Linked DNA regions of Homo sapiens: region 2 is linked to region 1. A link is an interaction called in ENCODE POLR2A ChIA-PET data of the cell type or tissue named here. Cell type or tissue: PC-9. All regions are shown on one strand. Each heading gives the region's core, and the rest is flanking DNA. Links, peaks and the distances in the headings are about the cores only. Region 1 overlaps GID4 (GID complex subunit 4 homolog). Region 2 overlaps LLGL1 (LLGL scribble cell polarity complex component 1).

Region 1 (5,363 bases), core at 142-5,141:
ATTTACTTGCAGATATAATTTCGTTACCACTGAACAAGGAATCTAGGGTAGGATCACTTCACATATAACAAAGTGTTAAATACTGGAAAGAAAGAATTTTTACCTTCAGAGAGGAAATCAGGCATTTTATCACATGGTTTGCCCTCCGGGGACAGCAAGGTGCTTAAAAAGCAGCAAGGAGGCAGGAGAATCCCTCAAAAGGTGGCAAAAGTTAGCATTCAGGCAGAGTTCAGTCCTTTACTATTGGTGACACACTGGACAGGACTGTCCACTCACAGGCCCCCAGGTCATGAGCCTTAAATCAAGTGCATGTCGGACCAACTCTAAGGAATGCAGCCACAAAATTTAAAAAGCTGCTGACAGCAAAATTCACATTGTCCAGTACTGGATCAATTCACATTTTAGTTACTAATTCAATTTGCAAGGATTAAATAAAAACCAGCAAGATTGAGATAAACATTGCCAAAAATACAGTATTGCTTAAAAGTGCTTAGAAATGAGTTCTTTCACCTATAATTCATTTTCATCTCATTTACTCTGCTCTGTGCATAGGGATAAGGCCTTATTGTGAGCAACTGAGATCACTGAAATAAGCTCTCAGCATCCAAATAAAGCACAGAATCTATACAGAGACAGGCTAAGATGTTGCTTTTGGGTTTGATGAGCCAAGGGAGAGCCAGCTGGGCAGCAAGCCCTCCCCGTGGCCTCTGTCCTCAGAGGTCCTCACCATTCTGAACTCCTATGGTAGTAGTAGCCCTCTATGGAGGCTGCTGACTTCTGAAAGCAGATGTAGTAGAACCCGGCAAAAGAAGCACCACTGATGTCTTTGATCGTGTGATCTGGGACCAGAAACTGTTCCTGCACACAGATGAAGAGGGTCAGTAACAGATAGCATTCTCTGACCACCCACGGGGCCTCCCTGTTAAGCATCAGGGGGTTCTAAGGACCACTCGAGAAAAATATAGGATCTCATAGTCTAACCTAGACTTGCTGGGTGATGGCGGGCCCGTGGGGTCTCAGCCTGACTTCTAAAAAGCGTCCATGTGCTCCTGGAGTATTCTATATACTAAAGTGACAAACTGTGTCTTGAGCTCACTAGGATCAGCAATTCAGAGAAGGTACCATGGCCGAAACATCTAATATATAAATCAATACCTACTCACCTGCCTGTCTGCCTGCCTCTCTATCTTTCAGAGACCACAGACAATCAACCTGGGAAGAGCGAAGTTTCTGCTCCAGTTCTCAGAACTGTCAACAGATGCTTGATAACATCTAGAACAGTGAGTCGCTTCTGTAGGTCTGTGGACCATTCTGAGTGCAAAGCAGTTGCCAGTAGCCCCTGTGACACCCCCTCCAAGAGCTTGACGCCTTGTCAAAAGCAGTCAGAACGGTACTGTTCTTTACCAGGGACCTTAGGAGAGAGGCAAGCTTGCCACCTCTGCTGGAGCTGAAAGCTGGAAACCCAGGTCCTGGCACCTACTTTCCCAGAGAGATGAGGTCAGAAGCTCCAGGGCCTCAGGTGGTCTACTAAAGGACCACAGATGAGCCACTCTGAGACATTCTTTGGAGGCAAAACAAGCCCATTGCTTTTTAAACAAATTTAAGACACCCTCCCATTCCTTATTCAACTTCTAAAATTGTGGCTTTTAAAATTAATTTTAAAATTCAGATCGGGTGTGGTGGCTTATGCCTGCAATCCCAACACTTTGGGAGGCTGAGGTGGGTGGATCACCTGAGGTCAGGAGTTTGAGACCAGCCTGGCCAATATGGCGAAAACCCGTCTCTACTAAAAATACAAAAAATTAGCAGGGCATGTTGGCGGGCACCTGTAATCCCAGCTACTTGGGAGGCTGAGGCAGGAGAATTGCTTGAACACGGGACGGGGAGGTTGCAGAGAACCGAGATCGCGCCATTGCACTCCAGCCTGGGCAACAGAGTGAGACTGTCTCAAAAAACAAACAAACAAACAAAAAAACCCAAAAATTAGCCAGGCGTGGTGGTACGCGCTTGTAGTCCCAGTTACTCAGGAGGCGGAGGCAGGAGACTTGCTTGAACCTGGGAGACGGAGGTTGCAGTGAGCCAAGACTGTGCCACTGCACTCCAGCCTGGGCAACAGAGTGAGATTCCGTCTCAAAACAAACAAAATTCAAACAATAAACTTCCTTTAACAGGTTGTTTAGTTGACATGTTTCCCGCTAGATGGCAAGCTCGTGAGCATACTGTTCCCTGTTTACTCTCTGCATCTGGCAACCTACTGGAAGAGTGGTGATCCCCACTTCTTTTTTTTTTTTTTTTTTTTTTTGGTGAGACAGAGTCTTGCTCTGTCACCCAGCCTGGAGTGCAGTAGCGCAATCTTGGCTCACTGCAACCTCCACCTCCTGGGTTCAAGTGATTCTCCTGCCTCAGCCTCCCGAGTAGCTGGGATTACAGGCGTGCACCACTACACCTGGCTAATTTTTGTATTTTTAGTAAAGACGGGGTTTCACCACATTGGCCAGGCTGGTCTCGAACTCCTGACCTCGTGATCTGGCTCTCTTGGCCTCCCAAAGTGCTGGGATTACAGGCATGAGCCACCGCGCCCAGTGATCCCCATTTCTTTTTTTTTTTTTTTTTTTTTTGAGATGGAGTCTTGCTCTGTCGCCAGGCTGGAGTGCAGTGGCGTGATCTCAGCTCACTGCAACTTCCATCTCCCAGGTTCAAGTGATTCCCCTGCCTTAGCCTCCTGAGTAGCTGCGACTACAGGGGCATGCCAACATGCCCGGCTAATTTTTTGTATTTTTTAGTAGAGATGGGTTTTCACCATGTTGGCCAGGATGGTCTCAATCTCTTGACCTCATGATCTGCCTGCTTCAGCCTCCCAAAGTGCTGGGATTACAGGTGTGATCCACCACGCCCGGCCGATCCCCACTTCCTAAAGTGGTTAGCTATGCAAAATAAAGACCAGGAAAGGCAACTCAATATGATTCATCTTTATGAAAGCTGACAAGATTTCAAGATAAAACGACTTTTTCCCTGCAGACTGGGGACTAGGGGTTGGTATGTTCTCAAAGTTATTTAACAAACTGGCTTCCTGATTTTGCTATTCTGGGGCTGTAAATATCACGTTATCAAAGCAGGGAGCACAAATGACCTCGCAGCTAAAAGCCAATCCATCAAGTCAGTCAGGTGGGGCTCTCTGAGGTCTGCTGAGTCAAAAACCCGTGTTCCATTCCCGGTCCCTCATTTCCTGAGCTGGAGGGAAGTAGAGGAGGTGAGACTTTCCTGAGCTCTGGGAAAAGGATGTGGTGGAGGGCACCTGGCCCACGGATGGTGTTTAAGCCTGTAGAGGGATCTGGGTACAACTGATGACTAAGTTCAAAGCAAGTTTGGCTCTGCCTTGAATCCACAGAACACTTGGAGTGATTCAACTTGGGGGTTCAACAAGATTCTTGGGTGGGAGAAAGGAAAGGGAGAAGACAATGTTAGAGGCAGCCACCTAGGCCCAAATCCACTTGCTACCCACCAAAAGCACAGCGAGGAGGAGCTGTCTGGGACATCGGCAGTTAACCAGTGCGTGCCCTGGAGCTGGGCCCACTTTTTATAGGCGTGCAAAGACCCTGCCATGAAGACTTTGCCATGACAACCAGCTGTGACGAGCACTGGACATGGGGAGCCCTTGGTTAGAGTGAATATGTAGGTGCGATACAGGGCCTGGCTTGCTGGGAGTCTGGAGGGCCACCTGGTGGGAACTTACCTTCCACCTCATGAAGACGTAGTCTCCATTCTTCAGCTCTTCATAATCAAAGTCATCTGAGTTAAATGATTTTGCATACTGATAAAAAGCCAGAAACTTGCCCTGAAAGCAGAAAAGAGAGTGTGCCGATTGACTGAGAGAAGGAGAGGCTGCTCTCAGAACTATGCTTATGTGCCCAGGTAAACTCACCTTCCCAAGGCATGACAGCTAGGGACGTGGCTCCCAAAAGGGCAGCTAAGACCAAGTAACAGATGGGGCCCTATGGTCACCCCATTGAATGCAGACTCAACCCTGGGGCAGATACCTGGACTCCAGCTGGGGCCCCACTGCCCTACACCTGCCTTGTTAACATGGCTGAGGAAAAGGCCAAAGGATGGGAATGGTGAACAGACAGACAAAATAAACAGACGAAAGCTAAGAAAAATTAATGAGAAGACCTCTGCAAGTAAATCCGAAGTAGCAAAAAGAGCCATGCAAAACAGCTTAGAAACAGCCTGCCCAGTCTCAGAGAAGAGGGCTTTGTGAAGCTTGTGTCTCTGCATGATCTAGGGGCTTGGGCCAGCTAGCTAAGCAGACACTAGAAACACATGATAGCCTTGTCCTTCGATATCTGCGAGAGATTGGTTCCAGGACCCCCATGAATACCAAAATCTGCAGATGCTTAAGTCCCAGATATAAAACAGTGCAGTATTTGCAGATAACCTACACACATCCTCCCCTATACTTTATAGCATCTCTAGATTGCTTATAATACCTAATTCAATGTAAATACTAAGTGAATAGTGGTTATACTGTATCGTTCAGGGAAAAATATCAAGAACAAAAAATCTATACATCCACTGGGTGTGGGGGCTCACGCCTGTAATCCCAGCACTTGGGGAGGCCAAGGCAGGCAGATCACAAGGTCAGGAGATCAAGACCATCCTGGCTAACACGATGAAACCCTGTCTCTACTAAAAATATGAAAAAATTAGTTGGGTGTGGTGGTGGTCGCCTGTAGTCCCAGCTACTTGGGAGGCTGAGGAGGAGAATGGCGTGAACCCGGGAGGCGGAGCTTGCAATGAGCCGAGATCGTGCCACTGCACTCCAGCATGGGCAACAGAGCGAGACTCTGTCTCAAAAAAAAAAAATCTATACATCATCAGTACAGATGCAATTTTTTTTTTCAAATATTTTCAAACTGTGGCTGGTTGAATCCACAGATACAGAACCCACATATATGGAGGGCTGACTACATTTACAACAGGAGATTAGGAATAGGTTACAAAACTGTATTTTATGATCCCATTTTTTAAAAAAAAGACAAAAAACAAGTATACACTGTATACCCAAAAGAGATTCAGGAAGAGGTTAACAGCTATTTTAGTTTTAGGTGTTGCCATAGATGACTCCTTTTCCTCCAGCTTTTCTATTTTTTCAAATATTTTTAAACAAGCATGTGTTAATTTGATAAGAAAACATCTTAAATAAAAAATCAAGACACAGAGATATTAAGTCATAGATTTTGTCACATAGATTTATTTTATTATTATTTTTTGAGACAAAGTCTTGCTCTTGTTGCTCAGGCTGGAGTGCAATGGCATGATCTCAGCTCACTGCAATCTCCGCCTCCCAGGTTCAAGTGACTCTC
Region 2 (5,363 bases), core at 126-5,125, 170 kb before region 1:
AAGGAGTAGACAAATCTAGGGCGCAGCCTTGGGACACAGCTGCAGAGTCCAAGCAGGGCCCCAGGCGGTGGTGAAAGCCCAGAGCCAGGGCGTGAGAGGTGTGTGACTGTGGGGGTGGTTGAGACTCATTCCAGCAGCCCTGAAAGCCACGGCAAGCTCTTCAGCAGGGAAGGGCACACCAGAGTCAGAGGCCTGAGGGTCCCAGCACAGGCGGGAGTGGGGGCAGGGCAGGAAGTTGAGACCTGAGTCACTGGGCACGTCAGCGCCCGCCAGGCCCACGCTGGGCTCTCTGGCACCTTCCCTGGGCAGCTCAGCGTGGGCCAGCCCAGATTTTCCAGTCCCAGGGCAGGCAGGCTGGGCGGGTGGAGCCCTGGGGTTTGGTAGAGCTCAGTTCCAGGCCAAAAGGCAGATCAGGGCAGCACCTTGAACCAAGGTCCAGGGAGGTTTCATTCCAAACCACCTTGGGCAAGGAGGAACTACCTGGTCCCACCAGGGGCCAGGCCTGAGTCTCCTGGCACCTCTGCACCCACCAGGCCCAGGATGGGCTCTCCCCCAACAGCAAGGGGCCCACTCACCCACATAAGCACGCACACCTACCCCGTCAGCAGCAGCCCTCGCTGTGACGGCTCCTGGGCCAGGTTTCGGCCCCCAGTGATGGGCCAGCTCTGGGAGGGGGTGGCAGAGATGTATGCACAAGGTTAGGACGAACATCTTCTCCCTCTCACCCCGAGTATGGCACATTCTGACCTCCGGGCTTAGAACTGAAACTCTCCCCCTCCTCAAGACTCCACCCTGTAAGACCCCCCTGATCGCCGCACACACCAAGGCACTGGAGACAGGCTGGGGGCTCTGCTGCTCGCCAGCGCTCACAATGCGGGCCCACAGCTTGGCGGGGACACTGGCCACGTGGGCCGAGCAAGTGATTGCAGAGGAGTGCAGCGGGGCCAGGTATGGGGCAGGCACAGCTGGCCAGCCAGGAGTCTGCAGGTCCAGCACCACCAGCTCCTCTTCCAGCAGCACAGCCAGGGCCTGGGGGTCATCAAATTCTGTGGGACGGAGGGAGTATGGGGTGAGCACAGCCATAGGTGGCAGAGGGCACCAGGTGGGGCTGGGAAAGGGTAGGGTACGGCAGGGCACGCACCATCCTCGGGCCGTGTGCTGTGCACTGTGAAGAAGTCGATGATGCGGGAAGTGAAGTCCAGCGTCACCAATGTCTCGGCTCGAAGCACACTTACACAGTGGCGGTCACCATAGCTGGCACGGGGCATGCCACCGCTGAAGATGATAAAGTGGCCCCTATGTGCAGAGGGAGGTGTGCGAGCCATGAACCACTTGGGTCCAGAGCACATACTGCACAACCTAGGGAGAGCCCACCCTTCCAGCCCCCTAGCCAGACCCAACTCACATCGGACACCCACTCCCTCGACCTACCCAGATTCACAGTTCCGCCACAGAATCTTGTTAATGGCCTTGCAGGGAAAGGGGCCTGAGGGGTGGGACAGCGTCAGACCAGACTCACTGGTGGTTCTTAGCAATTCTGCCATTCCTGCTCTGCCCTCCACTGCTCTCTACCTTACAGCTGCCTCCTGCCTCCCCGGGAAGTCGGCGGGAGACACACTGCCCCCAGACCACCCCCTCGGGGAAGTCCCTCCTCAGCCAGTTTGGCTTGGCTCAGTGGTGCCCCCTCCCATCACCACCCTCTGGCTAAGGTGTCCCCAGCACTCACCGTAAGGTGTGGTGGCTACCGTGGGCTGCAGCGTTGGGAAGCTGCCGGCATCCACAGACCAGACAGCATAGCTGCCATCGCTGTGTGAGCTGACCACAGTGCTGCTATCACGCCCCCAGCATAGGCTCTCCAGCTGCTGCGGGCAGGCAGGGGCAGGCAGGCAGGCAGGCATGAGCCATGGTGGGCATGCACAAGGGGCCCAGGCTGAGGGGACACAGGCCTCACCTACATACCTGGTTCCCCAGGAAGATGTGGTCCACACACTGCGAGGCCTGGTTCCAGATGACCAGCAGGCCCCGGCTGTAGCCAATGAGAATCTTTGTGGGGTCCCGCAGGTGTCCCTGGAGTGACTCCACGGGGCCCAGTGCCTTCCCACAGCGGTAGTCGTCTGGCACGCTGTGGAGGAAGGCAGGTGAGCCAGCAGAACTTCCCGGGCACACAGTGGGTGCTGGGAAGCCCACCGGCCTCTTACCTGCGCAGAACCTCGCCTGGGGCAAGCGTCTGCCCCTCGAGCAGGGTCAGGGTGGTAACATCCAGGAAGAAGACACTGCTGCCCTCAGTGCCCAGGGCTGCTATGTCGCTGGCAGCCACCAGCAGGACCACTGTGACTCGGGTAAGGCTGAGCGGAGCACTGCAGGGAACAAGGGGAAGGGAGTGAGGGTACAAGCCCATCCACCTGCTCAGGTGGGGTGTGAGGGGCTGGGCCACTGCTGATAACTCATCACTGGCCCCACAGCACTCACCAGGGCCTACTTACAGAGCCACCCCAGGAAGACATGCATCATCATCAGCCCGCTCAATTATTCATCAGGATGTCAGCAGGGAGATGGATAAAAATAGGGTCCCTAGGTCTTGCAGACTGGGCTCCCAGCTCCTCCCACCCACCAGGAGAGGACAGCAGGAACCAGGGCACTGCCCAAGCCAGGACCAGGAGCTCCCCGCTGAGCCCCTCCTAGGAATCCCGCTGCCAGCGCTCAGACATCTCCTGACTTCGCAGGAGGGCCCCAGATACCCCCATCTGCAGAAGCTGGGAGGCATCAGGAATCCATCCCTGGGTTGGTACTCCCCTTTTCCAGCTATTTCAGGCAGGGCTGGGGAGAGAGATGCCCCACACTCTCACTCAGCTGGGGCATGCTGCCAGCGCCTTACCAAGCACAGCCCATGGGACCCTCCTTGCCCTCAACCCTGCCTATGCACAGAAAGGCCTGTCTCCCACCCACAACTGAAGAGGCCAGGGGACCCTTCCTGTTACTAACTGGCTTAGGCCCTGCCCCAAACCCCTAGACACCCCCATCATTGCAGTAAGTGTAGTGCCAGGCCTCAGGTCCTAGAAGTTTGGCATATAATGCATGTACCTCCTGCTGCTCACAATGTTAATTACCTGCTCACGTCGGACTCAACCCAAACCTCCCATTTAACCTGAAAAGTTCAGAGTATACCTCAGTAAAGCAGGGTCCAACAGCTGCAGCCTGGGACCCAGGCCCAGCTCAAGGCATCCCGCCCTGAACCGCTGCCCATCTCCATGCTGCCTTTGCACAGCAGGTTCCCACAGCCTCCCCCAGATCCTCCCTGCCCGGTGGCTGGCCCCAGCCAAGTTCTCCAGTACCTGGCACCATCAAAGCCGGGCCGGCTGGGCAGCTGGAAACTGAGTGCTTCTTCCAGGTGGGCACAGCCATTATGGTGGACAATCTCCCAGAGATGCAGACTGCTGTCATCAAGCAGGGACAGGAGGCGGCCCTGGTGTGTGAGCAGAGATGAAAACTAGGCTGGCCTAGGGGGATGAGTAGATATGGGGGCCACAGGGAGCTGGCTAGTGGGAAGCAGAGGCTCACCTGGCCGGTCAAGAAGTGCATCTGTGTGACAGTGGCTGCATCCCGGTGCAGGCCTGTGAACTCCACGCCAGGTGCACCATAGCTGAGGGTGGCAGGTCAAGGTGGAAATAGGCATAGACCAGCAAACCACAGTGAGGAAGACACCCAAGGCTCCTCCTTGACCCGGACTATTCCAGTGGGCCCCGGCATGGGCCTGACCATCCAGGAGTCCTCCCTGAAGAACGGAGGCCCCCTCCCTAAAGCTCCCACTCTGCACCCCTACAGTATCCCCAAGATCAGTGTGCAGGCTCCACTCACTCCTGCAAGTCAGGTGCTGCTATAGGACCTTCACTTCCCGTAAATTGGGCCAGTGACTCCCACTTTACAGGACTGTTGCAGATCAAGTGAGAATAAACACACCCAGCAGGCTTGGCCTCAGCCTGGTGAGAGGATGGGGCTCCGCTCCACTTCAGCTCCGTGTGTCTATGGGTTCTGGGAGCTGCGCCTTGCCGGATGGGATCAGGCAGGCCAGAGGTGCAAGGCCAGGCCTGGACAAGAAAGCCAGGGGGCAGAAGAGTCCAGGCTGCCTTTTCCCACAGCTTCAGGCCAAACTTCAGCCATGGGTAAGAAAACCCACCTCCTCTGGGCACGGTGGCTCGCTCCTGTAATCCCAGCACTTTGGGAGGCCGAGGCAGGTAGATCACAAGGTCAGGAGTTGAGGACCAGCCTGGCCAAGATGGTGAAACCTCGTCTCTACTAAAAACGCAAAAATTAGCCGGGCATGCTGGCAGGCACCTGTAATCCCAGCTATTTGGGAGGCTGAGGCAGAGAACTGCTTGAACCCGGGAGGCAAAGGTTGCAGTGAGCCAAAACTGTGCGACTGCACTCCAGCCTGGGCAACAAAGAGCAAGACTCCATCTCAAAAAAACAAAACAAAACAAAAAAAACCCACCTCCCTCCAAAGCAGGCAGCCAACAACTGCCATCATGAGGGAGGAGAGACTCCAGCCTGCCCATTTCACAGATGAGCACACAGACTTGGAGGGGGTGGATGACCTGCTTGAAGTGCCCAGTGTCAGTGCCTGAGTCCCGGCAACTCCAGGGCTGATGGTGGACAGCAGGGCCTGAGGGGGCCCCATGACAGAGGGTGCAGGGAGGAGTCAGCAACGTTGCCCCGGTGACAACACAGGAGCCGTTGCCTGGAGCTTGAGCTCAGATTCCCTACAGGAGCCTGGCGAGAAACTCCGAAGAAGGGACAAAAGAGGGGACAGGAGCAGCTGGGCGGGAACCAGGGTCGTCAAGGAGATGGGGCTGGCCTGGCAGGGGGAGGGGCAGCTTCTAGTGACCAGGGCTGGCCCTCTCCAGCCTCAGTTTCCCAACCCAAGGGGCTCCAGGCAGTGGCAGTCAGGGGAAAAAGGGAAGAGGACCCCGGGCTCCAGCCTCCTTTCTGAGGCTCAGTCTCCTCATCTGCACTTCAGGTTCTTTTTGAGCCTGAGGACAAGTGCACTGGAGACCCCAACACAGGAGGGACACCTGAAGGCTGCAGGGACACATGTGCGCACGCAGCGCAGCACCCACAGGAGTGGGAGCAGCAGGCCAGGCAGCGGAGCATGTGGGGCCCAGAGCACTGCCACACTCACCAACAGAGGCCGCTGGGGCCATGGGAGAGAAGGGGACATCTCAGCCCATCCACACTCCCCAGAGTAGGCAAAGAGCTCACAAACCACAGGCTCAGAGTCCCATCCCTGCCTGATCAGTGCCCCCAGTCCTGGGGTGAGGAGACCCCCATCCCACACCCTCCCCTTTCCCAGCACTGACACATTTTCT

What was found. ChIA-PET counts read pairs that join two places held together with the same protein. Peaks named below come from ENCODE experiments on the same cell type or tissue, not always from the same donor. Only the 100,000 strongest peaks of a DNase experiment are listed, where the experiment ranks them.
Region 2: POLR2A ChIA-PET joins it to region 1 with 6 read pairs; 1 of 35 experiments calls an interaction of 5 or more read pairs at or near these places.

The regions. Positions count from the first base shown.
Region 1 is chr17:18,057,340-18,062,702 of GRCh38, reverse strand. It overlaps GID4 (GID complex subunit 4 homolog), which reads right to left. Exons shown (of 6, transcript NM_024052.5): 4 at 3,734-3,835; 5 at 728-858. Among named protein-coding and RNA genes, the nearest start is that of GID4, 21 kb to the right of the region's middle. In PC-9, for the core only: no CTCF peak of the experiment used is centred there; a DNase peak (open chromatin) is centred at 3,002; H3K27ac peaks cover 457 bases.
Region 2 is chr17:18,230,772-18,236,134 of GRCh38, reverse strand. It overlaps LLGL1 (LLGL scribble cell polarity complex component 1), which reads right to left. Exons shown (of 23, transcript NM_004140.4): 3 at 3,559-3,640; 4 at 3,333-3,463; 5 at 2,199-2,357; 6 at 1,960-2,122; 7 at 1,727-1,862; 8 at 1,432-1,486; 9 at 1,142-1,296; 10 at 823-1,046; 11 at 598-665. Among named protein-coding and RNA genes, the nearest start is that of LLGL1, 7.8 kb to the right of the region's middle. RefSeq lists enhancers at 3,947-4,780, 4,781-5,363. In PC-9, for the core only: no CTCF peak of the experiment used is centred there; a DNase peak (open chromatin) is centred at 134; H3K27ac peaks cover 1,047 bases.